Regions from separate parts of the Homo sapiens genome. Here region 2 is linked to region 1. The links are chromatin loops, found by intact Hi-C in ENCODE. Cell type or tissue: natural killer cell. All regions are shown on one strand. Each heading gives the region's core, and the rest is flanking DNA. Links, peaks and the distances in the headings are about the cores only.

The links. Hi-C counts contacts between places; a loop is a spot of excess contacts. Peaks named below come from ENCODE experiments on the same cell type or tissue, not always from the same donor. Only the 100,000 strongest peaks of a DNase experiment are listed, where the experiment ranks them.
Region 2: a loop joins it to region 1, with 10 times the contacts of the local background. A loop is called at or near these places in 5 of 110 quality-filtered maps.

Annotation. Positions count from the first base shown.
Region 1 is chr17:9,918,062-9,930,615 of GRCh38, reverse strand. GAS7 (growth arrest specific 7) reads left to right here. Exons shown (of 14, transcript NM_201433.2): 10 at 3,847-3,975; 11 at 5,017-5,140; 12 at 10,911-10,990; 13 at 12,517-12,554. Among named protein-coding and RNA genes, the nearest start is that of RCVRN, 19 kb to the right of the region's middle. RefSeq lists an enhancer at 4,633-5,559. In natural killer cell, for the core only: CTCF peaks have their summits at 5,499 and 5,708 (motif pointing left); a DNase peak (open chromatin) is centred at 5,705.
Region 2 is chr17:10,350,433-10,362,986 of GRCh38, reverse strand. It overlaps MYH13 (myosin heavy chain 13), which reads left to right. Exons shown (of 41, transcript NM_003802.3): 4 at 484-627; 5 at 713-869; 6 at 2,799-2,826; 7 at 2,916-3,027; 8 at 5,160-5,252; 9 at 7,840-7,903; 10 at 7,994-8,092; 11 at 8,204-8,307; 12 at 12,293-12,431. Among named protein-coding and RNA genes, the nearest start is that of MYH13, 16 kb to the left of the region's middle. In natural killer cell, for the core only: CTCF peaks have their summits at 4,849 and 5,058 (motif pointing right); a DNase peak (open chromatin) is centred at 5,036.

The DNA of each region.
Region 1 (12,554 bases), core at 2,442-10,441:
GCTCAAGCCATTGCTAATAGCAACAGATTGCTAAAGAAATGAGAGAGCCGTATACAAAGAAAGTTATACCTGGCTCCTGCTGAAGAAGGGAGAAGAGCAGAATTCCTTCTGCTGATAGAAAATCTCATGCGGTAGAGGCTCTGCGTTCCATCAGAAGATTTAGGGGACAGGAGTGAGGAGACATGAGTTGTATCTCAGTATTGTCACTAACAAGCTCTGTGACCTTGAGCAAGTCACTTAGCTCCCCTGGGGTTTCATTTCTTCACATATGAAATGAAGAATTCAGACCAGATCAGTCTCTTTACACTTATCTGACAGTGACTTACAATGATGCATTTTATGTGAGCATTCAGAACCTGTCTGTAGGTATCCACTCCGATATCTGCACACAGACATTCACACACATCTGTAGCTGAAACAAACGTTTCATAAAACAGTATTTATCCTCCTACTTAAAATGTACTCTGGTATTTTCTGTTCAAGTCTGGTCTGTTCTCACCAAAAAGCTGGTCCTGGCCCATTAAATCGATTTCACAACTCTCGGCCGCACACCGTCTGAAAAATATCAGACTAGACAGTGTCTGAAATTCCTACCAACTTGGAACTTCTCTTATTCTCTTCTGATGTGTGAGATGAAAAGGAAGCAAAGAGAGCGAGAGTTTTGGAAAGAAAAACTGATGGGCCATGACAGGCCGGCCTGAGTCTGTGAGGACACTTTGAGGAAGGACTTCTGATTCCTGGTTCAACAGAGATGCTTAAAAGTTAAGAATGGGTACTAAAGATACCAGCCTAACCATTTTAAAGGAAAAAAAAAACTGTCTTTTAAAAGTACTTAATATCGTCGGGCACAGTGGCTCACACCTGTAATCCCAGCACTTTGGGAGGCCGAGGCGGGCGGATCATGAGGTCAGGAGATCAAGACCATCCTGGCTAACATGGTGAAACCCCGTCTCTACTAAAAATACAAAAAAAAATTAGCCAGGTTTGGTGGCGGGTGCCTGTAATCCCAGCTACTTGGGAGGCTGAGGCAGGAGAACGGCTTGAACCTGGGAGGTGGAGCTTGCAGTGAGCCAAGATTGCGCCATTGCACTCCAGCCTGGGAGACAGAGTGAGACTCCGTCTCAAAAAAATAAATAAATAAATAAAATACTTGATGTCTGTAGCGAGATGGAGATGCCAGGCATCCTCATCTGTGGAATCAAATCACTTGTGATAGTTAGCAGCGTCACGCTTCCAGAATGTCATTTGAATTTGGGGAAAGCTTCCTGGCATATTGGCAGGTTCATGGGCTTTTCCCCAGACCACAGAACCTGGGGCTGGGGTCCAGGAAACCTTAATGTTGAAAACTCTTCAGGTCATTCCTGGGCGTATTAAAGCCTGAAAGTCACTTGCTTTCCATGTCCTTAGAGACCCCGGAGTTTCTGAGTCAGCAGGCTGAGCTAACTCTCCCAGATTCCCGGAGTCGTACAGCTGCTCCTACTCAGCAAATGCCAAACCTATATACGTGGGAAAGGGGTTTATTTATTCTCGTAAGCTCTCAAGATTTTTGTAGCATCCTGCAAACTGCCGCCAGGTGGGGATGTTTTCCTATACAGGGAAGGTTCCAGGGGCTCAAAAAAAATAGTAGGACATATTTACAACTAACACGAGGAGGAGAGAGGGGTGTTTGGATGGCCAGTTCTCTGTTAGTCTGTGACGGTCATCCAGCGACAAAGCTGTCTTCTTGTCACCCAGGGGATTGAGCTCTGAAGAGTTTGTCATTCTCTCTACAAACACAGAAGGGGCACCCACCCAGCCCCAGCCCAGGTCAGACACTGGGCACAGCAGTGCTCAACCCAGATGGGGCCCCTGCCCGCTTGGAGCTCCCAGCCCCGTGTAAGTCAGTTGCTTAGAATAGGGACACCTAAGTCCTGGTTGTATCCAGAGAAAAAGATATTGTACAGCAAAAACCTGAGGGAGAGGAGAGAAGTCACAGAACCCTCGTTGGGATATCATCTGTCCAGGGAAGTTGAGCTGTGCTCCCTAGAGACACCTCTAAGACCGGTGGAGGCAGATTTGCGGTGGTGGGGTGGTCATAGGTTGAAGAGAGTTGCCTGATTCCAGGCAGTGGGGTGGGAGGGGTGCACAGGGCTAGGGTGCCACCTGGCTTTGACCACAGCAGGTCCCGTTGATCTGTTTTCTTATAAATGTTATGGGCTGGGCACGGTGGCTCACGCCTGTAATCCCAGCACTTTGGGAGGCCGAGGCGGGCGGATCACGAGGTCAGGAGATCGAGACCATCCTGACTAACACGGTGAAACCCCATCTCTACTAAAAATACAAAAAAAAAAAAAAAATTAGCCGGGCGTGGTGGCAGGTGCCTGTAGTCCCAGCTACTCGGGAGGCTGAGACAGGAGAATGGCGTGAACCTGGAAGGCGAGGCTTGCAGTGAGCCGAGATCGCGTCGCTGCACTCCAGCCTGGGCGACAGAGCGAGACTCTGTCTCAAAAAAATAAATAAATAAATAAAAAATAAATAAATGTTATGCTCACAAACAAAAGGAACAAATTTTAAGGAAAAGTTCTTTTAAAGGGGGGTGGGATGGGAAAGAGGGAAGGAATAAAAGAGAAGAAAAAAGCTTAAAACCCTGATGCCACCCAGCTCTTCTGACAGCATAAACCCTTTTCTCTGGCCCCTGGGATACAGGGCGGTTCCCTTTGCCTGTGCTCCAGGCAGCCCAGCAAGCTGAGAATGTCTTTATGAGCGCAATGCGGGACAGTTGCCCTTGTGAGTTTCCAGCAGGTCTCCAACAGTTCCCACCATCAGTTCCTCGAGGTTTGGACCCTGTCTAGCTCACCTTTGTATTCTCAGCACCTGCCATGGAGTAGATGTTCGATAAATAGGACTGACCTGAGACCTTCTAATTGAATGGCATTCATTCGACTGTTCTTTACTGAAGCCGCGTACCCCAGTCACTGTGCTGAGTGCTTGGAGACACAGACGCTGATGTGGTTTCTGTCCCCAGAAAGCTCTCAGTTCGGAAAATAAGGGAGAGAGACATAAGAACAAAGCCGTGCAAGAAGCTGTGGGATAAAATAAGTGTGTGAGGTCATTGATTATTATTGTTTTTTGTTTGTTTGTTTTGTTTTTTTTTTTTGAGACCAAGTCTCACTCTGTCACCCAGGCTGAAGTGCAGTGGCACAATCTCGGCTCACTGCAACCTCCCAGGTTCAAGTGATTTCCTGCCTCAGCCTCCTGAGTAGCTGGGATTACAGGCACCTGCCACCACTCCCAGCTAATTTGTGTGTGTGTGTGTGTGTGTGTGTGTGTGTGTGTGTGTGTGTGTATGTAGTAGAGATGGGGTTTCACCATGTTGGCCAGGCTGGTCTCGAACTCCTGACCTCAGGTGATCAACCTGCCTTGGCCTCCCAAAGTGCTGGGATTACAGGCATGAGCCACCGTGCCCAGCCCATTGATTATTAACTTGATTTAGCCATTCCACAATATATACATATTTCAAAACAGCATATTATAAACCATAAATAGTAAAAAATTCTAAAAATTTAAAAGCTGCAGAAGCTCAGAAAAAAAGTAGTTAACAGATGGGGAAATCAGAAGGCTCTAGTTGCTAACCACTTATCCTGTAGACGTGTGTGGGGGCCTCCTGAGCTAAGGTGACCTGCCTAAGCTGAGACCTGATAGGCAGCCACGTGTCAGGGGGTGTCTCTCACCTTCCTGCCAGGTCGCTACCCCAGACTCATCCTCACTTGCCTGGGGAAGTGGGGGTGCCCCTCCCATCCCTCCTCCCTGCACTGGCTTACAGCTGATGCCCTGGGTCCTGAGTGTGCGTCTCTACTCTCCCAACAGCTTCACAGCGAGGTGGAGAAGCCCCTGATGAACTTCCGTGAGAACTTCAAGAAAGACATGAAGAAGTGCGACCACCACATTGCCGACCTTCGCAAGCAGCTCGCCAGCCGCTATGCCTCGGTGGAGAAGGTGAGAGGCCCAGGACGCTGGGCCAGGGCAGGTGCATGGGGGACTGCCTGGAAGAAGGGGGACTGGGAAGCCAGCAGTGGCTCCATACGCCAAGGCTGAGTCTTTGTCCCCAGGTAGGGGAATAGGGGGATGTCCAAGCCTCGTGCCTACGCCAGAGCACCCCACCCATCCAAGGGCAGATAGGAGCTGCCTCCCTGTGGTGCTGGAATGACCACCCAGAGGGCCAGGGGTGCGAGGAGAGGCTGCAGCTGCAGTGGGCAGTCGAGTGGCTGTTGGCGACCAGTTAAACCCCGAGCCTAGCAGTGCTGCTGCTGGTTCACGTGGGGCCCCGTGTTTAAGCCTCACCTGGCTGAGTCGTCCTGACTCAGTCACCGCCTCCCTGCTCTCCTTCCTGCTCAGGGATGAGGCTGAGTCCTGGGTGGTCTCACCTCCAGGGAACTGATGTTCAGCCTTAGAGGGAAGAGAGTGTGCCCCAGGGACTGATTCCCAGTCCCCAGTGCCTTAGAGAGGAGAAGGGGGCTCAAACTGCTGGGACACCCTGGGCCCAGCCAACTGCCGCCACCCAAGGACCACAGAGATGCCAGTGGTGGCCTGGAGGAAAGGCAGTACAGTGAGGGGAACAAGAGGGCCGAGGCTTGTCCAGCTCCAGAACGGGAGGGCTGTTGCTACATCCTATTAAGTGCTGCAGGGAGGTGACACAGATGGCCTTTGTGGTCCCTTCCAAGCAGAGGGGCTGTGACTTTAGGACTGCCTAGGTCCCCAGTCTTTGTACAGGCTCCATCGGGAAAAAAACGTGGTTTGAGAGATTGAGGTAGGCTGAGTCCAGATGTCACTGGAAGAGGCAAGGACGAAAAGAGTTGGGTTGTAGCCTCTACCTAGCTGGGTGGTGCCACTCTGGCTGCTGGGCCTCTCTGGACCACTGTGGCATCATCCACACAAACAAGGGGCGAAAGGACTCCAAAGGGAAGCTGGGCTGCGTGGCCCAGGAGGCCCACTGGCTCCGAGCTGTATGAGCAGCTTCTCCGTGTCCTTGGACCCCAGGCCCGGAAAGCCCTCACAGAGCGGCAGAGAGACCTGGAGATGAAGACCCAGCAGCTGGAGATCAAGCTGAGCAACAAGACAGAGGAGGACATCAAGAAGGCGCGGAGAAAGTCCACACAGGCTGGTAAGTGCTGGGCACCCGCCTGGCCTGGTCAGTGCACACAGAAGGAGAGGGCACGGGGCTAGGAGATGAGGTGACTGGCGAGGGTGCATCTCTCCTTTGCAAGACTGCAGCGAGGAAATTACTTCCCTTGTTTGCCAGGAGGTACCCCCTCTTCCCTTCTCTCTGACCCACACCCAGAGATCTCAAAGAAAGAGACTTTGGGGGTCAGAGGAAGGACACAGGCCGGGCTAGTTCTGGGGCATGGTAGAGGCTGGACTCCTTACTCTCTCCCTGGTCGTGGCTTTTTTTGTTTTCCGCCCAAGCCCCAGATCTCTGACCAGGAGGTGGACAAACTCCTTCATGCACTGAGAGCTCAGGGCCCTGTCCCTGTTCAGAGCCCACAGAAGCACACAGCTCACCCAAGCTGCCCACTTCCCCAGGAAGCAATGCTCTCTCTGAAGGTTCACCTATGGGGATGGGCTCCTGCCCTGGGAACAGAGGCTGACACTTTGTTTAAAGAAATAACCAGATTTCAGTCTCTTGGGAATAGTCTCCCAATGAGTTGGTTTCTGCTTCCACCTAGTGGTCAAAGTTAGCTAATACACAAAGAGGAAGAGAAGGCCTGGTAGAACCAGTGAAAACCTCGGTAACTAGATCTAAGGGAAGCCACGTTTCACTGCACGAGAGGACACGCATGTTGCCTCTGGAATTAGAATGTGTGCCGTAGTATTAGAGTTTGGTCTGTAGGTCCCTTTCACCTCAATTTCTGGTGAACCTGTTACAATTCCTTCATTATAGAAGAAAGCAGCCACCTTACATTTCAAAATAAGGTAAGATAGAAATAAGTCAATAAAAAATAATGTAATAGAAGGATAACGTTTATTATACAAATCTTATAATGCACAATAATAAATTACAGGATCAAGAAGTAGAGGGCACAGTATATTTATTGGTAGAGAGAAGGGGGGGCACAGAAGGGGAAGAGATCTGTTTAAATTATTAAGTTATTAAAAAAATAACTTATAGGCCAGGTGCAGTGGCTAACACCTGTAATCCGGCAGTCTGAGAGGCTGAGGCAGGAGGATCAGTTGAGCCCAGGAGTTCGAGACCAGCCTGGGCAACATAGTACCTCATCTCTACAAAAAAATTTGAAAAAATTAGCTAGGCATGGTGGTGCATGCCTGTAGAATCAGCTACTCAGGAGGCTAAGGTGGAGGATGGCTTGAACCCAGGAGGTTAAGGCTGCGGTGAACTATGATCACACCATTGCATTCCAGCCTGGGTGACAGAGAGAGACTCTACCTCAAAAAACAATTATATTGCAAAAACAGTATTGGTACATGGCAAAATATTTTAATCAGCAGACAAGAATATAAAATGCTATTCACAGAAATAATCACCATCTCTTCCTAGTGTTTTGATTTTTAAATATTTAAATTTATATACATTTGATCATACAATCTATCTTCTGAACTTATTTAATATATCTTGGAAATACCTCTTTTTCATTTCTGTAAATCTTTTTGCCCATCCATTCATGCATATCAAACTTTTTAATGGCTGGCCAGTGTCCAGTTGTATGATTGTACCCAAATTTGTTTCATCATTCCCTTAACTGAGGTTTAGGACTCTTAGATTGTTTCAGAGTGCTTGCCAGCCAGTGAAGCTGTGTTATTGTACCTGCATCTTTGTGTGTGCCTAAGACCAGATCTGCATATAGAGAGAATATAGTTGCTGAGTCAAAGGGTATTATTCGTCTTGATGGATATTTCCAAATTGCTTTCCAGAGAGAGCACCTATCAACAGCATCTATGAATAATGCCTGTTCTCTAAATGCTTATCAACATTGTGTGTTATCAAGATTTGAAATTGGTAGTGAGTGGGGAAAAATGATATTTTGTTTTTAATTTGCTTTTCTCCATAACCCAGGTTGAGTATGTAAAATATACATATAAATCATTGTTGTACTTTCTGTGAACTGATTAACTCATATCCTTTCCCCACTGACCATAGATTCTTTATCTATCAGGGAGATGAATCGTTTTTCATTTTAATTGCAGATATTTTTCCTAGATTGTCATTTGTCTTTTAGTTTTGTTCTTTGTAATTTTTTTTTTTTGCTTGTTTGTCTATTTTTTCTTGCTGTTTTTCTGTACAGTGATATTTCCCATAAGAAGCCTAGATTTCGGAGCTGATTTAGATCTTTTTTTTTAATCACCTAGAGGGTTTTTTCTTACTTTTTTTTTTTGTTTCAGGTGTTTATTTTTGTTTTTGTTTTTAAAATAGTGAAGGCCGGCCGTGGTGGCTCACGCCTGTAATCCCAGCACTTTGGGAGGCCCAGGCGGGCAGATCACGAGGTCAGGAGTTCAAGACCAGCCTGGCCAACATAGTGAAACCTCGTCTCTACTAAAAATACAAAACTTAGCTGGGTGTGGTGGTGTGTGCCTGTAATCCAAGCTACTTGGGAGGCCAAAGCAGGAGAATCGCTTGAACCCAGAAGGCAGAGGTTGCAGTGAGCTGAGATCGCAGCACTGCACTCCAGCCTGGGCAAGAGAGTGAGACTCTGTCTCAAAAAACAAAACAAACAAACAAACAAAAAAAGACAGTGAAATATGTAACCCACCAGACATTTATTTTTCCTTACACTGGTGGTCTAACCATATTCCACAGGTTCTTATTTGTGGTGGTTTTATTTCTGCTATTTTCATTATGTTTTGCTATTTGGGTTTTCATTTGATCTTCGAACCAAGAATTGTTTCAAAGAAAATCTTTATATGTTTACAAGCAAGGGCTTTGTTGTTGTTTTCTAATCTTGCTATTTTTTTTTACATAGTTTTATTGCATTGTCATCAGATAATACGGTCTCTCATTCCTGTAGTTTGGAATTATTTTGTGACGAAAGTGACAGTCCTTAGACCTAACTCTGAAAAATACCGCCTCTTCTGAGCACTCGCTGTGGCCAGCCTCCATGCTTTAGAGCATTGTCTCTTTTGATCAGCACAGTCCCCCTGCAGGGAGGTATTTTTATACCCTTTACAAATGAGAAGACTGATGGCAGAGAAAATGAGAACCTTCCATGAGGTCCACAGTGGTGGAGCGGCGAAGCCACAATTCAGTCTCCTCTCATTCCAGAGACTCTGCTTGTCGCCATTTTGCTGGACAGCCTGTTGCTCAGGAAATGCCACCTGTTCTTTCCTTCTGTTCCTTTCCTCCCTCTTCCTCATCTTTTCCAAGGCTACTAGAAGGAAAGACATCAGATCCTCAGGGATCATCATCATCATCATCATCATCATCATCATCTTCATCACCACCATAGCCCATATTAATATTTGGCTCTCTACGCCCATCTCTATTCTAAGTGCTTTACATATTTTGACATATTTATTCCTCATAACAACTTGGTAAAGGTACAATCGTTATCTCCATTTTACAGATGAAGACACGGAGGCAAGCGCAGGATAACCGACTTGTCTACGATTACATAGCTAATAAGTAGTTGAGCTGGGATGACAACAAAGGCTTTTTTTTTTTTTTTTTTGAGATGGAGTCTTGCTCTGTCGCCCAGGCTGGAGTGCAGTGGTGCGATCTCTGCTCACTGCAAGCTCCGCCTCCCTGGTTCATGCCATTCTCCTGCCTCAGCCTCCCGAGTAGCTGGGACTACAGGCGCCTGCCACCACGCCTGGCTAATTTTTTATATTTTTAGTAGAGACGGGGTTTCACCGTGTTAGCCAGGATGGTCTCGATGTCCTGACCTCGTGATCCACCCGCCTCGGCCTCCCAAAGTGCTGGGATTACAGGCGTGAGGCACCGCGCCTGGCCAACAAAGGCATTCTTGTCCCACAATCCATGGTCTTAACCAATACTGTTCTAAAAAGTTCCAATTTCAAGCTCTTGGGCTGCCATAGAGAGAAGGTACAGCCCCCTTCACCTACTCTGTTTCCCAATGCTGTGGAAGTTCCTGAAGCAATTTCTCAAAATCAGCATTGACACACAGGGCTCAGGGAGTTTCACAGTGTACAGAGCAGCACGCCGCCCTCCTCCTCGGCCAGGCAGGAGCTCTTGCTAGAAATGCATTTGCATTTCGGAGGCTGAGGCGGGCGGATCACAAGGTCAGGAGTTCGAGACTAGCCTGGCCGATATGGTGAAACCCCATCTCTACTAAAAATACAAAAACTAGCCAGGGGTGGTGGCGCATGCCTGTGGTACCAGCTACTCGGGAGGCTGAGGCAGAAGAATCACTTGAACCCGGGAGGTGGAGGTTGCAGTGAGCCGAGATTGCGCCACTGCACTCCAGCCTGGGTGACAGAGCCAGACTCCGTCTCAAAAAAAAAAAAAAAAAGAAAAAAATGCATTTTACGGTGCAGCATCCACTTTCTTCTCTCCGGTTCAGTGCCTCTTGGGATCAAGGGTCCAGTCATTGGCCTTGGACCAAGAACAAAATGAATAAATGCCTTGGTGTGGGCTCTGTTATTCAAGGCACACTCGCGTCTGGTGTGTGGCATAGCTAGGGGTATGGTTCGCAGCTAGGCCTGGGGCCTGGAGACATAACCTTCCCTGTTCTCTTTGACTTTCCTATCAGAGTACCTATGAGCCACAATGATGATACTATAGGAGTCACTTTGACTCTACTCGAATTACTAAATTCTACTCTAGCATTCTGCTTCTAGAATTACTAGAGAAAATTACTTCACTTTGGGGTTCACTCATGAGCTTTTTCCATCGTGAGCAAACACCATGATGCCTTCCTCTTGCTGGAGCCCTGTGAGGATGAGGAAGCTACGCTGAGACAAAGCCGTGCATGAGAGCTGTGCTGCTCTGCCTGCCACGTGCACACACATTACCAGAGCGTCTCATAAACATGCAGTCTCTGATTCAGTAGGTCTCGGATCTGTCCTGGGTTTCTGAATTTCTAGCCGACCCCAGGGCATACAAGTGCCACTGGCCCACAGACTGTGATTTGTGTAGCAAGGTTCCAAGGTGCTGGTACGCTTAGTAATGTTTGCAATTACTTCGCAGTGTGTTTTCTTTCTAATTACAAAATGTTCTAAACATACATATGATAACAAAGTAATAGAGTAGTCCTAAAGATTGAATAGTTATGTTTGCCTCGGATCTTTCTGTGATGACATAAAATGCAATAGAAGGAGCTGATTCCTGCCCACTCACCCTTTCTCTGTTTCCCAAGGTAGCCACTCTCCTGAAGCTGGGGTGTGCTCCTCCAGTGCATGTTTTAGACTGTGACTACAGATGCGTTCTTTTGTGTTTCAGAAGGACATCTTGCAGTGTGTTCATGCACACACACACACACACACACTTACATGATCTGCAAATTTATCTTCCTTAATTATTCTTAGCACCAAATTGTGTGTGACATGTTTTAACCAATCTGGACTCCCCAGTGTAAAATAAAACTGCCATCTTTAGAGAGGGAAGCATTTCTTGGGCTCATGATAGGATTGGGGGTCCTAGGAATACCCTAGACACACACACACACACACACACACACACACACACACACACACACACAAAATGAGAACCACCATCCTGAATCCTTGGTATCTGGGGTCAGGCTTCAGGGGGACACCTGAGCTGGGTTCTCATGGGGCTGGGTTGCCCCCTTCCTTCCCTGGCTCTGCTTTCTTCTTCTTCCTACTGCCATCCCTTTTCCAGCTTTCCAGCGGCCACCATGACCCCAGGGGGAGGAGAAGGCTTGGCTGTGGGGCTCAGGGTGGGGCACAGAGTCATGGTGAGGATAGGATGCTTCATGATGGTGACTGTGGTCTTTTTCCAGGAGACGACCTCATGCGCTGTGTGGATCTCTACAACCAGGCCCAGTCCAAATGGTTTGAAGAGATGGTGACCACCACATTGGTAAGCGGGCAGGGATGTGTGGACATGGCAGTACAGAGGCTGACACAGAGCAGCCCCTGGTGGTTGTTGGTGGGCGCGGGGATGATGGGGTGGAGTGACCCTGGAGATGGTCATCAAATCTACTTCAGTGTTGGGGTCGAAACCTCAATGTGAGCCAGCTTATGTGGATTCAGATCTCTGCTCCAGCGCTTCCTAGCTGTGTGGATGTGGGCAGGGTTGGGTTGGATATGGCTACATCCTTCTTGGGCTGTCCCCTGAGAGGTCAGGGTCAACTGAGGACTCTCCTCAACTAAGTGGACAAGGGCCTCTTTAGGAAAAATAGCCAAGCTATAGGAAGAGAGGACCGCCCCACACATGCACACACACGAGTTGCAGGTCCTTGGTAGGAGATCCTTGCAAAGTGGATGGATGGGTGAGGATGGAGCTAGGCAGTGGGGTGGGGGAGGCCTCTCACCAAGGGTGAACAACAGGCGGCAGGGCCGATGATGCTCTTGAGTATTTCTTGTAAAGGGGCAGCATCTCCTTATCAGTCAGCACCTGCCTGAGTGGACAGTGAAGTGTGGCTGGTACTTGGGCCAGATGGGACAGGAGGCATCATGCCAGGTGCTCATCGGATCAGCCCACTGCCTAAAGCCACCCCTGTCCATCCAGCACAGGACTAACCAGCTGCCTTCCCCAGGTGTCAGCCCACCAGAGCAGATTAGAGGCCTCCACCAGGGACAGTGACCTAGTTTTCCTCCTGGTTAATCTCCTAATTAAGCCCCCTGCTTTACCCCCCTTTCTGATTAATCACCTGGGCAGTGACCTAGTTGTATGCAGAGTAACAGCCGGATCCCCTAGATTCCAAAGACACAAAACCATCTAGAAACCAGAGGACAAACCCTTTCCACGCTCCCCTTTGACAAAAGCTGTGCCACGTGCAGCCCAGTCTGCCTCCCTGGCCCGGTCTCTATTGCGGCCACAGCACTAGGCATAGGCAGAGGAAGGGAGGCTGCTCAGCAGAGGCCCAGGGACAAGGTCCCAGGAATGTGTGGCATGGAGCTCCCACATGTGCCCCCTTGTTATACCCCATCAGGGCACCAGGGCCAGGGCTGCATGGGTGCATTGCCATGAGTAACAGCCTGATGGACTCTGGTTTAAATCCTGTTCCTCCCATAATTCCGTGTCGCTTTGGGTGAGCTGTGTTGTTGCCTCTCTAGGTGTTAGTTCCCCAGTTCCCTTGCTTGGAGAATGGGGATAATAACAGAAACGATCTCTTAAAATTGTAACGAGGACAGTTAAGGAACGCACGTAAAGCCCTCAGCACTGTGCGTGGCGGAGCAGGATTTCAGGAAGTAAAACAGCCGCTGCTGCTGTCATCAGCTTCACCTTCACCTTAGATATGGGGCACGCTCTTCATCAGACCCCAGAGAGTCAGATGGGACAGAATGTCCACAGCCAGTGACTTGCGTTTTGTGGTCTTGGTGGGGGGACCCCCAAGTGGAGGGGACGTGCTCAGAGTTCTCTGGCCTTTGCTTTCTCGGCAGGAGCTAGAGCGGCTGGAGGTGGAGAGGGTAGAGATGAT
Region 2 (12,554 bases), core at 1,964-9,963, 430 kb before region 1:
GGGTCGTGGAAGAGTTGGTGCTAGAGCTGAGCTTTGAAGGTTTCTAAACAAAATTTTCATGAAGACATTCCAGCTGAAGGAAACCTCATGAGCAGAGATTTTGAGGTGGAAAAACACAGAACACTTTGGAGCAGTTCTTTGTAACCTTCCAACCTTTGTCTCATCACAGCACTCACAACAAATAGGGTAAACAGAGGCAAAGGGCTCCAAAGCTCTGCACACCTGTAACCCACTCCTGGTACACACGACAGCAGGATGACTGAGGGGCATCAGACCAGAATTGGTTACATAGTTTGACCAGAATCAGATTCTTCAAGAACTGTTATTTATGGATCATGTTGGGGCATGGAAATGATCCATGAAATTATCCATCACAATGCGGTAATTCCTCCACAATATCTCACTACTTCCACCACACCAGTAAAGTGCAATGTGGGCACTTGGCTCACCAATTTATTACCTGCTTTTCCTCTCAATACCCAGATGCTCACTCTGAACAATGACCAGGTCTTCCCCATGAACCCTCCCAAATTTGACAAGATCGAGGACATGGCCATGATGACTCACCTGCATGAACCTGCTGTTCTGTACAACCTCAAAGAGCGCTATGCAGCCTGGATGATCTACGTGAGTGTCTGTAAACACCTTTTTATTTCATGTCTCTCTCTGAGTAAAAACGAGATCCAAATGATAAATGTTCTGATCTTCCCAGACCTACTCAGGCCTCTTCTGTGTCACCGTCAACCCCTACAAGTGGCTGCCGGTGTACAAGCCCGAGGTGGTGGCTGCCTACAGAGGCAAAAAGCGCCAGGAGGCCCCGCCCCACATCTTCTCCATCTCTGACAATGCCTATCAGTTCATGCTGACTGGTGAGTAATTTCTTTGATTCATATTTTTTGAAGCCATCCTTAGTTAATTTTTCAAGCTTTTGATGGGCGTTGGCCATCTGAATGGTGCAATAATCAAAGGATCTTCGGAGAGTCAGATGATTTGGGGATGAAAAGCAAAGGGTACAACATCTTCCATTGCCAGTCACAGTGCATGACAAGGCCTGTGATTATGGCTGAAGCTACACTGAGCTCTTGCTTATTTGGGAGAATGTGGAACACAAGGAGATGCCCTACCTTTGTCCCCAGGGAACCCCCAATCCAGGTGTACTTTGAAGAGAAACCATATCAGTAGCCACTCAGGGAATGCTACGTTGGAGAAATGGGTAAAGCAGTGTTCCTGCGTTCTTCCCCAAACTCAGGCTCCCCTTCACCTCCTTTAATTTCCAGAATGACCTGGGGAGTAAGGACATGGTAACACTGTCATGCCATGATGCCTAATATCAAGTCTGTCTGTTCAACCTTCACCTGACTTGACTTGGAACAGATGCTAGAAGTAGAAGCAAGGCTGGGTGCGGTGGCTCACACCTGTAATCCCAGCACTTTGGGAGGCCGAGGCAGGTGGATCACCTGAGGTCAGGAGTTCGGGGCCAGCCTGGCCAACATGATGAAACCCTCTCTCTAGTAAAAATACAAAAAAATTAGCCAGTCATGGTAGTGGGTGCCTGTAATCCCAGCTACTCAGGAGGCTGAGGCAGGACAATTGCTTGCACCTGGGAGGAGGAGGTTGCGGTGAGCTGAGATCTCGCCACTGCACTTCAGCCTGGGCAAAAAGAGCAAAACTCCGTCTCAAAAAAAAAAAAAAAAGAGTCTAGCATCTGAATCTGAGACCTGTAGATGCTTAAAAATCATCTAATGCAATGGTGTCCAAACTTCTGTCATTTCTGTCTCACAATCACAATCCTTGCCATGTCTGCAAACTTAATATTTTTCTTGAAATTAGTTCATGTTACATTAATTTTAAAGGGAAGACTAATACCACAATTTCTATTAGTTTGCTATGGCTGCTCCAGTATCACAGACTGGGGGGCTTACACAATAGAAATGTACTTTCCCACAGTTCTAGAGGATTGAAGTCCGAAGTCAAGGTGTCATCAGGATTGGTTAGTCTGAGGACGCTGAGAGAGAATCTGGCCCATGTCTCTCTCTCCTAGCTTCTATGGTTTGCTAGCAGAAATCTTTGTTGTTTTTTATTTGTAGAAGCATCACCCTGATCCCTGCCTTAATCTTCATATGGCATTCTCCCCATGTGCTTGTGTGTCTCCAAATTTCTTCTGTTTATAAGGATACCAGTCATATTAGATCAGGGGCTTGCCCTACTCCAGCATGACCTCATCTTGAGTAATTACCCCTGCATCTTGTTTACATCTTATTTCCAAATAAGGTCATATTCTGAGGTACTAGGGGTTAGAAATTCAATATGTGAATTTTAGGAGGACACAGTTCAATCCATGCTCTATTGTAAATGAAAAACCAGTATCACTTTTCACAAGTAGAAGGTAAAGGTAAAAGAAAAATGCAATGAAACCAACCAGCATCTATAAATGCTGATGAAAAGCTGTGGCCCCACAAGCTCTGAACCTGACACTTGCTTTCTTTATGGAAAAGGGCGATGGGAAAGGACTAGCAGGGAGTTAAAGATCTATAAACATGAGTAACTTCTACACTGTGGGATTCACTACAGTGAGTAGAGAATCATTCACCTCCCAGGCTGGTCATGTTGCACATCCCACATTTGAGAAATCTGCCTAAATTGTCCCAAAGAAGATTAGACATGCCCAAATCATACCAGTGGTTAATGGCAAAGACATTAACTAGAGCCTATGTTCTCCAACCACCCCCAATGTTACTTTATTTTAACATTCTGTTTGTTGTTTATTTGTTTTGTTTTGCTTCCCTCTGCATTTCTAGATCGAGACAACCAGTCTATCCTCATCACGTGAGTAACACCTCTTTGTACCATCATGACTTGGAAACCAGTGCCCTCCCTTCCACTCTCCTTTATCCCGTTTACTTTTAAATTGGCAGCGGAGAATCCGGGGCTGGGAAGACTGTGAACACCAAGCGTGTCATCCAGTATTTTGCAACAATTGCAGTTACCGGGGACAAGAAGAAGGAGACACAGCCAGGCAAAATGCAGGTGAGCAGCCCCACCTGCATCCGGAGGCTTACTGGAATAAGTATACTTTAAAGCGTGGATGAGCACCAAGTGTATGCAGGGTATGCGCTCAGTAGAAACGGCAAATAGGAAAAATTCTTTCTTTCCTCTCTGTATCCTCACACAGAACGTGTCTGCCATCAAATGTATGGGGTTTTTCCATGCCAAACAATTCTCTAATTCTCTGCAGACACCAACTGGGTGTCCTACAATTCAATTCAATTCTGATACTAACTACCTAGAGAAAGCATCAAATCACACAAGTTAAGGGCTCAGTCCTGCAAAACTGACCCCACTTTGGATACCAGGGACCAGTCCGGGCCTCCTGAACTTCTAAGCAAGCAGCTATTAATTGGGAGGAGCTCACGACCCCCGTCTCAGGTTTGGTAATTACCTAGAGTGCTTCACAGAACTCAGAGAAACACTTTGCTTACATTTGCCAGTTTGTTATAAAGGCTGTTACAAAGGATGCAGAGGAAAAGCCAAGTGGAAAAGATGTCTAGGGCAAGGTATGGGGGAGGGGCAGGGTCTCTGCAGGTGACATCCTCCCAGTACCTCTAGGTGTTCATCAACCTGGAACCTCTCTGAAGCCTTCTGTGTAGGGTTTTTATAGAGGTTGCATTACATGAGCATGATTAATTAAATCACTGGCCATTGATGATTGACTCAACCTCCAGCCCTTCTTTCCTTCCCAGGGGTCAGGAATAGGGCTGAAAGTTCCAACTCTCTAATCACGCGGTTGGTTCCCTGGCAGCCAGCCCCCATCCTGAGCTGTCCAGGACCCCGAAGCCACCAATCATCTCATTAGCACACAAAAAGACATTTATCACTTCAGATATTCCAAGGGTTTTAGGAGCTGCGTACCAGGAAACTGGAAAAAGACCAAAATATACCATTCCTATTACATCACAGTATCACATGGAGCAAAGCAGGAAGTGGTTCCACCAGAATGGACTTGAGTTCTAGCACCAGCTCCATCACCTACAGTTGAGGGACCTTGACCAACTCCACATCCTCCTCTGGAGAAGGAATGTTTACACCAGTGGTTTTCAAACTGGAGTACACATCAGAATCAACAGGAGAGATTCTTAACAAAGGGCGGCAGAACCCAGGCCCAGAATTCCTGATTGTGTAGATCTAGGGTGGGACCTCATAGTTTGCATCTTTTTTTCCTTTTTATTTTGGAGAGACAGGGTCTCACTCTGTCACCCAGGCTGGAGTACAGTGGCACACCATCATAGCTCACTGTGACTTCAAACTCCTGGGCTCAAGCGATCATCCTTCAGCCTTCCAAGTAGCTAAGACTACAGGAACCACCATGCCTGGCTAGTTTTTTTTTAATTTTTTGTAGAGATGGAGTCTCACTATCTTTCCTAGGCTGGTATCAGACCGTTGGCCTCAAGTAATCCTCCTGCCTCAGCCTTCCAAAGTGCTAATTACGAGTGTGAACTACCATACCTGGCATTTCTCATATATTCCCAGGTAGTGTTCATGCTGCTGGTCCAGGGACCACACTTTGAGAACCACTAGGTTTGACAGTAGTTTCTAAATTGCTCTGGACCCAGAAGGATAAAGCAGTCATGGAGGTGAAGGTGAAAACTCTGCTTTCTGTAGTGGATTTCTGAATAATCATTCTCATAAGTTTTTGCTACATAAAAAACCTTTTTGAGAACCACTGTTGTTATTGTATCATCCCCTGGGTCGCTTGCTTTGCTCACATTCTATTTCTCCTTCTGAAGACAAATATCTATATTAGGTGGGTCATATTACATGCAATAACAGAGGTGCATGTTATAAAAATCCATGATTTATAATGAAATGTTATCAGAAAGGCAGTCTGGATGTTCTGATGGAGGGAGTAATATTCCTGCCTAGAACCTGGCATGACCAGAAGTCACTTCAATGCTATGCTAATAAGAACCTGTCTAAGATGGTACCTTGAAGACGCCTCAGGTCTGGTGGGGGTGGGGGCGTGGGTGCTGCACTGACCACCAGGTGGAGCTGGTCGACATCTCTACCTGAACCTGCCCAGAGTACCCACCGTTTTAGTCATCAAGGGGCTACTTTAGAAAACCATCCAAAGTCCTCTTTTTCCTCTTCTTGTTTATTATTAGGGAACCCTAGAGGATCAGATCATCCAGGCCAACCCACTGCTGGAGGCCTTTGGAAATGCCAAGACTGTGAGGAATGACAACTCCTCAAGATTTGTAAGATCCGGCCCAATTTTCAAGTATCCTCCCAAAAGCATACCCTCTCCTGAAATGCTGGATATGAAAAACTGCCCCATAAACTGGAATATATGGGGGCCTTTTTCTACCCCCAAGTGATTGAGATCAATCTACCCACCTGGAATATTGTGATACACTTTGAGGAAGGTGTTGGCTTGGTCCTGGCAGAGGGAGGATTTGCCGTCCTACCCTAACTAGGCAATGTCACCTCACAGCATCCTGAAGTCACTCACATGATTCAAATCCCACAATTAGAGATCAACTTTATGCTAAAATGGGTCTCTCTGTGTGGAAACATTTTAAAATGTTAACGTCCATTAAGCCATATCTATTGGTCTAGCCACGGAAACCTTAGTGTGAATTAAGTTAGCAGATTTGACCTCTTCCAACTCAGTAGGGACTGGGAGCAGGGAAAACCTAGTGAAGGCAGAAGAGCTCAAAAATTTGAAATAGTCTGGGCGCGGTGGCTCACGCCTGTAATCCCAGCACTTTGGGAGGCTGAGGGGGGCGGATCACTTGAGACCAGGAGTTTGAGACGAGCCTGACCAGCATGACGAAACCCCATCTCTACTAAAAATACAAAAAATTAGCTGGGCATGGTGGCACATGCCTGTAATCCCAGCTACTTGGGAGGCTGAGGCAGGAGAATCGCTTGAACCCGGGAGGTGGAGGTTGCAGGGAGCCGAAGTTGCAACACTGCACTCCAGCCTGGGCAACAGAGGGCAACTCTGTCTCAAAAAAAAGAAAAAAATATTGGAATAGATTCATACTGAAGATATTGAAGGATATATGCCATCCTTCAACTTTTTACTTAGGTTTGGCTTAATCAAAAAGACATTTACTTCCCATCGGAAATAAACACACATCCAGCCCTCTATTTCATTTCACTGGCCAGTGGAGCAAGTACTCAGAGGCAAAGCCATCATTTGTGCCTATGGTTGCAAAAGTACATTAAAACTTCACACATCTTAATAGTTGGATAGTCTCAAACTTGTATTTCGTCGCCTGAAAGATAAAATGGTTATCAATGAGGAAGTAGGTAATCCATCAAGGACCATGGCTCTGAGCCTTGACTTTTGTTTCCTTGGATATGTTCTTTGTACCCTGTGCACTGCCAGTTTGCACCTGTATCCTCCCCAGTGCCCAAATAAACTCCTCTTCCTTGTGGAAGATCTGGGCACATGTTACATGGCAGAGGTATGTTACCCATGCCTGGACCAAGTTAGTTATTGCACTGGCCTGACACCAGCTTAAAGTGAAAGACAATACCTTCAGGCACTCCCTCTTCTCATTCCCATTTACTTAGTTCATGGGCCTCTACTCTTAGCCCTGACCCAGAAGTCACAATCATTCTAATTATTTTGTCCTCTTTCCACCCTCCAAATATTTGCAGGCTAGGGATGACTTCCATTGTCTTCTGTTAAGCCGCTAAATATACTGAAGACACAGCACTTACAGTGCACATGTGCCTTTACTGATCCTTCACTAACTTTTCCTGGGGTTCATTCAGAAAATATTGAGGCTAGTACTAAGTACCATCCACATTTCAGACACTGTGGGTGAAAAAGCAAGAAAACATTTTTTGTCCTCAAATTTGCGCACAGTGTCGTTGAGGACCAATTAAGCAGATAATGTATGAAGCAGGTGCATACACACAAACACGCATATGAAATTTTACCTCCCACTCCCCAGAAAGTGGGCCACCTAGACCCTGAGTTGTTCTTTTGGCAGCCAGGGAGCCAGGCCTGAGCCTGAGCCCGGGCCTCTGAGCCAGATTTGTCTGTAGTCAGCCATATGTGAAACTCAGGCAAGAAATCTCAGAAGTAGCATCTATTAAGATACAAGCAAAAAAAAAAAAAAAAAAAAAAAAAAAAAAAAAAAAAAAGTCAGACAGAACAATCCAACCAGTTACAATTAAAAGGTGTTATGAAGATTTAAGAATCCAGGTATAAGAGAACAGGATGAAAACCAGGCAGGCAGTCAAGAATGGAGTAGTCCCAAGAAGAGAGCTGGAGAAGGAGCCTGTGGGCATCCCCTGAGTTGTGGGAACAGGGACAGGTGCTTGGGTAGAGCTACCTGAGTCCTTGCTGACCCAGCTTGGGAGCACTGGGCACCCGGTGGAGAGGTGCCCATGTTCTGGCATCCCTTCCTTCTGAGCCAAGGAGAGGTCATGGTGGCCAATATCAATGACAGTGAAGAATTGTTGGCGACAGATGTAAGCATGCCATTTATTTGTTTGTTTACGGACAGAATTATTGAGTTTATGAACTGAGAGACATGTTAGTGAGCTAATGGGAAAACTGAAATCCAGGGATACTAAGTGATTAGACTCAAGATCTCAGACATCAAGGGCTCAGAGAATCAGCACAGATTGGCCCCTCCCTACTCAGCTCCTCCTCACAGCATTCCAAAATGCAAATCCAGAAGGTTCACCAAAGCAGGCCTTCAGTTCTGTTCTCTAGCATTTTTGCATTTATAATTTATCTGTGGCAGCACCTATCTAAGGCCAGCCACAAAACCATATAAATCAAATAACCGTAACATTTGTCCACCTGTTATTGGACAGGGGAAGTTCATTCGGATTCATTTTGGAGCCACAGGAAAGCTGGCATCGGCAGACATCGAAACTTGTGAGTCCAAACACTCTATAAATCCGTTGGTGTTTTGGCCACAAAAGCATCTCTTGGGAGCCTGAAATCACGTTATTTTTGTTACCTTAGATCTGTTAGAAAAATCCAGAGTGACGTTTCAATTATCCAGTGAGAGAAGCTATCATATTTTCTACCAAATTATGTCAAACAAGAAGCCAGAACTAATTGGTAAGCTCTTGGAATACCTTTCTTATGTTCCAAATCGGTGACGTTGGGAAAAAAAAAACAACCCAGAGTAAGTTATGCATAAGCCATTAAAGGGATATCTGTGTTTCACAGACCTGCTTCTGATCTCCACCAACCCCTTCGACTTCCCCTTCGTGAGCCAAGGAGAGGTCACGGTAGCCAGTATCGATGACAGTGAAGAACTGCTGGCGACAGATGTAAGCATGCCATTTATTTGTCTGTTTATGCACAGAATTATTGAGTTTATGAACTGAGAGACACGTTAGTGAGCTAATGGGAAAGCTGAAATCCAGGGATACTAAGTGATTAGACTCAAGATCTCAGAGATCAAGAGCTCAGAGAATTAGCACAGATTGGCCCCTCCCTACTCAGCTCCACCTCACAGCATTCCAAAATGGAAATCCAGAAGGTTCACCAAAGCAGGCCTTCAGTTCTGTTCTCTAACATTTTAACTGGAATGCATTTTTGCATTTATAAGATCTTTAACCTAACATTCGTTGAAAGTTTTCATGTTGCAAAACCATCTACATGGTTCTTCAAGAAAATTTAGAAAATATAAAAATGTATAAAGCAGAAAACCAAGCCCACTCTGTAATAGCCTCTCCATTTTTCTTTCTGCCTTTCACTTTAGGCTCACCTTAGACACTCAGCTCCTCAGTACACCTGTCAGGCCTGTGGTGTTTATTTTGGGGAAGTACCTGTAGGATTAATAATCTTAATAACAATAATAACCAAATATATTGAGCACTTACATGTGCCAGGCACTGAGATAAGTGGCTTTACCTGCATTGTCTCATTATAGTCTCAAAATTATGTCATTATTGTCTCCATTTTACAAATGTGGAAGCTGATTCTTAAAATATATATAATTTTCTGGAAGACACAATTCGTCAATGACAGAGTCTTTCCCTTCCTTCCTTCCTTCCTTCCTTCCTTCCTTCCTTCTTTCCTTCCTTCCTCTCTCTCTCCTTCTTTCTTCTCTTCTTTTCTTTTCTTTCTTTTTTCAGACAGAGTCTCGCTCTGTCGCCCAGGCTGGAGTGCAATGGCATGATCTCAGCTCACGGCAACCTCCGCCTCCTGGGTTCAAGAGATTCTCTTGCCTCAGCCTCCCAAGTAGCTGGAACTACAAGGCATGCACCACCATGCCTGGCTAATTTTGTGTGTGTGTATTTTTAGTAGAATTGGGGTTTCGCCATGTTGGCCAGGCTGGTCTCAAACTCCTGATCTCTGGTGATCCACCCAGCTCAGCCTCCCAAAGTGCTGGGATTACAAGCATGAGCCACTGCACCAGGCCCAATGACAGAGTATTTAAACACAGGTCTGCCTAACTACAGAGCTTACATTTTTAATTAAAGTATACCGTCTGTGAGCAATTCATCTCCACCCTTGTTGGCTCCACCCATACAAAAGCTTCAAGAGCTTGCGAAAAGGGGTCTTGTCCATCATCCTAGAGACACTGCCCCATGACCAGCTTCTTAGCCTTCATTTGGTGACATTTCCAGCTGATAATAATTGTTTTAACACAAATAGAAAAATTTTCATGATCAAATAAACTTGTTATCTTAGGTCTAATAGTGTTAAAAGAAAAATTTGAGACAAATTAAATTTAGCAGAGTTTATTTGTGCAAAGAATGATTCATGAGTTGGACCACACTCAGCACCTGGAGAGGCTCAGAGAGCTCCACCCAGCAACATGGCAGGCAGTATTTATAGGCAGAAAAAGGAAGTGACATACAGAAACAGCTTGATTAGGTACAGGTCTGCCTTTGCCTTATCTGCAGGTGGTGTGATGAAGCATTTGTGTTATATGCACAATGGCCCATCAGTTTGGCAGCCTGTGATTGGCTGAAGCTCAGCTGCTGTGATTGGCTGAGACTCAGCTGCTGTGATTGGCTGAAGCTCAGCTGCTGTGATTGGCTGAAGCTCAGCTGCTGTGACTGGCTGAGACTCAGCTATTTGTTACAAGAATATACTCTTAGGTTGCAGTTTGTTTACATACTAATTTAGGTTATAGTTTGCTATGTATGGAGGCAGTTTTAGACCAAATTTAATTTAAGTTGTTATATATTTTTAATGAGGTTTCCCCAGTCTTCACTAACTTGTAAGCACAGAAAGGGCCAGGCTAATGACTGCTACAAGGCCCCCATCCACTGAGAAAGGCCCACCTAAGGAATTCTAAAAGTCACCTTACCTAAGTCATGTCCTCACCAAGATGCCTTCTGCCAGATGCGGCTGTTGCTCCTTCCTCTCACGGAGCCTTTTTTTGGTTTTTTGTTTTTTGTTTTTTTTGAGATGGAGTCTCGCTCTGTCCCCAGGCTGGAGTGCAGTGGTGCGATCTCGGCTCACTGCAACTTCTGCCTCCCAGGTTCAAGCAATTCTCTGCCTCAGCCTCCCAAGTAGCTGGGATGACAGGCACCTGTCACCACGCTCGGCTAATTTTTGTATTTTTAGTAGAGAAGGGGTTTCCCCATGTTGGCCAGGCTGGTCTTGAACTCCTAGCCTTGTGATCCACCCACCTCGGCCTTCCAAAGTGCTGGGATTACAGATGTGAGCTACCGCGCCTGGCCTCACGGAGCTTTTATAGCCTGCCTGGTATAGTCTCCCTTTTTATGAACTCAAAGTCAACTGATTGGTAACTTCATAATGGGAGTGACATCCCATCATATACCCAGGTTCCACCTGCACCCCTTTGGAGATGACATTCTCCAAAAGGGTCCCCAGGCAGTGACGCTTTCACCTGCTCCTTTTAGTGTTTTTGAAAGAGTTCTTTCTCTTTTAACCTACAACGACCCTTCCCTAGGACAGAGATATGCAACCCTGAAATGGGATATGGATTCAAGGGATGGCCATCATGGCCTCGGAATCTCTCCTCCCCATATATCCCAGCTCCTGGCATAGGCTCATTCTCCACTAAAGGGGGTGCCACTCCAAGAATGCTTGACTCTCCAATATCATCCTGCTGGTGTTGGCCTATTGGGTCTATCCTACGTGCTCACCAAACACGTCCAAACATGTTTCAATCCTACCAATGGACACTCTACAGGCTCAGGCTGCAAACCCTACTGCATAATCAATATGTGTACCCCAGAGAAGGATTTCTTTTTGTTGAAACCTTTGTGGTGGAAGACAGGCAACATGATTATAAAACCAAACCAGCAATGACCCTAGGTTTTGAAGGGACCAAGACCTAACTCCAGTCCCAGTCTTATCACACCCTCCCTGTATGACAGGCTACTTACCAACTAGACCCTCAATTCTTCATCCAGAAATCTGGAAAAACCTGCACAGCTAAAGGGGCTTCATGGGGATTTAATAACATACAGATGATGCCTACCCAATGTCTAGCACATAGAAAGAGCTCTGCAAAAGCTTGCCCCTTTCTCATTTGGGAAATGATGATGCCATCTTTGATGATCTTCCCTTCCAGATCTAATATTCCATAATGCATATTGTCTTGAGTCTGAACAATGCTGGAACTCCTGGATTACAATGCCAAACTCTTAAGCCATTAAACATTATTTCCCAGTCATTCTCCATGACATTCCCAGCTCTCAGTATCATACAATGGTTCCCAATCGCCTCATCCAGAAAACTGCTCCCCCAAATCTATGTACAGTGAGAAAAGATCATAATCAGTTCTCTTTTTTTTTTTTTTTGAGATGGAGTCTCACTCTGTCTCCCAGGCTGGAGTGCAATGGTACAATCTTGGCTCACTCCAACCTCCGCCTCCCAGGTTCAAGTGATTCTCCTGCCTCAGCATCCTGAGTAGCTGGGACTACAGGTGCCAGCCACCATGCCTGGCTAATTTTTTGTATTTTTAGTAGAGATGGAGCGTCGCCATGTTGGCCAGGATGGTCTCAAACTCCTGACCTCGTAATCTGCCTGCCCTGGCCTCTCAAAGTGCTGGGATTACAGGCGTGAGCCACCGCGCCCGACTGTAATCAGTTCTTATTTGATGGAAGGAAACAGACAATTCACATCTTTTTCCCATAGTCTTCACCCACCCACACAAACACGTGAAACAAATGGTTTCTAATTTACCACATCCCCACCTGTCATCCACTTATTTGGGCAAATGCTGTCTCATATGCTATACAAAAAAGAGGTAAGGTCTTTGCCAAGAAAAGGCTGCATATGGATCCCTGATTCCTGCTATGACAGTTGTCCTTTTTTTCTTTCCAGAATGCCATTGACATCCTGGGCTTCAGCTCAGAGGAGAAAGTCGGGATCTACAAACTGACGGGAGCCGTGATGCATTATGGGAACATGAAGTTCAAGCAGAAGCAGCGTGAGGAGCAGGCGGAGCCAGACGGCACCGAAGGTAACTGCATCTGGGAAAGGGATGCGATTGGGTCCATCTATGTTCATGTGCGGGCGAGGCCGTGTGAGATAAACTGCATTCATTTCAAGAGCTGTTCTTCCAAAACTGCATAAATCAAATCTG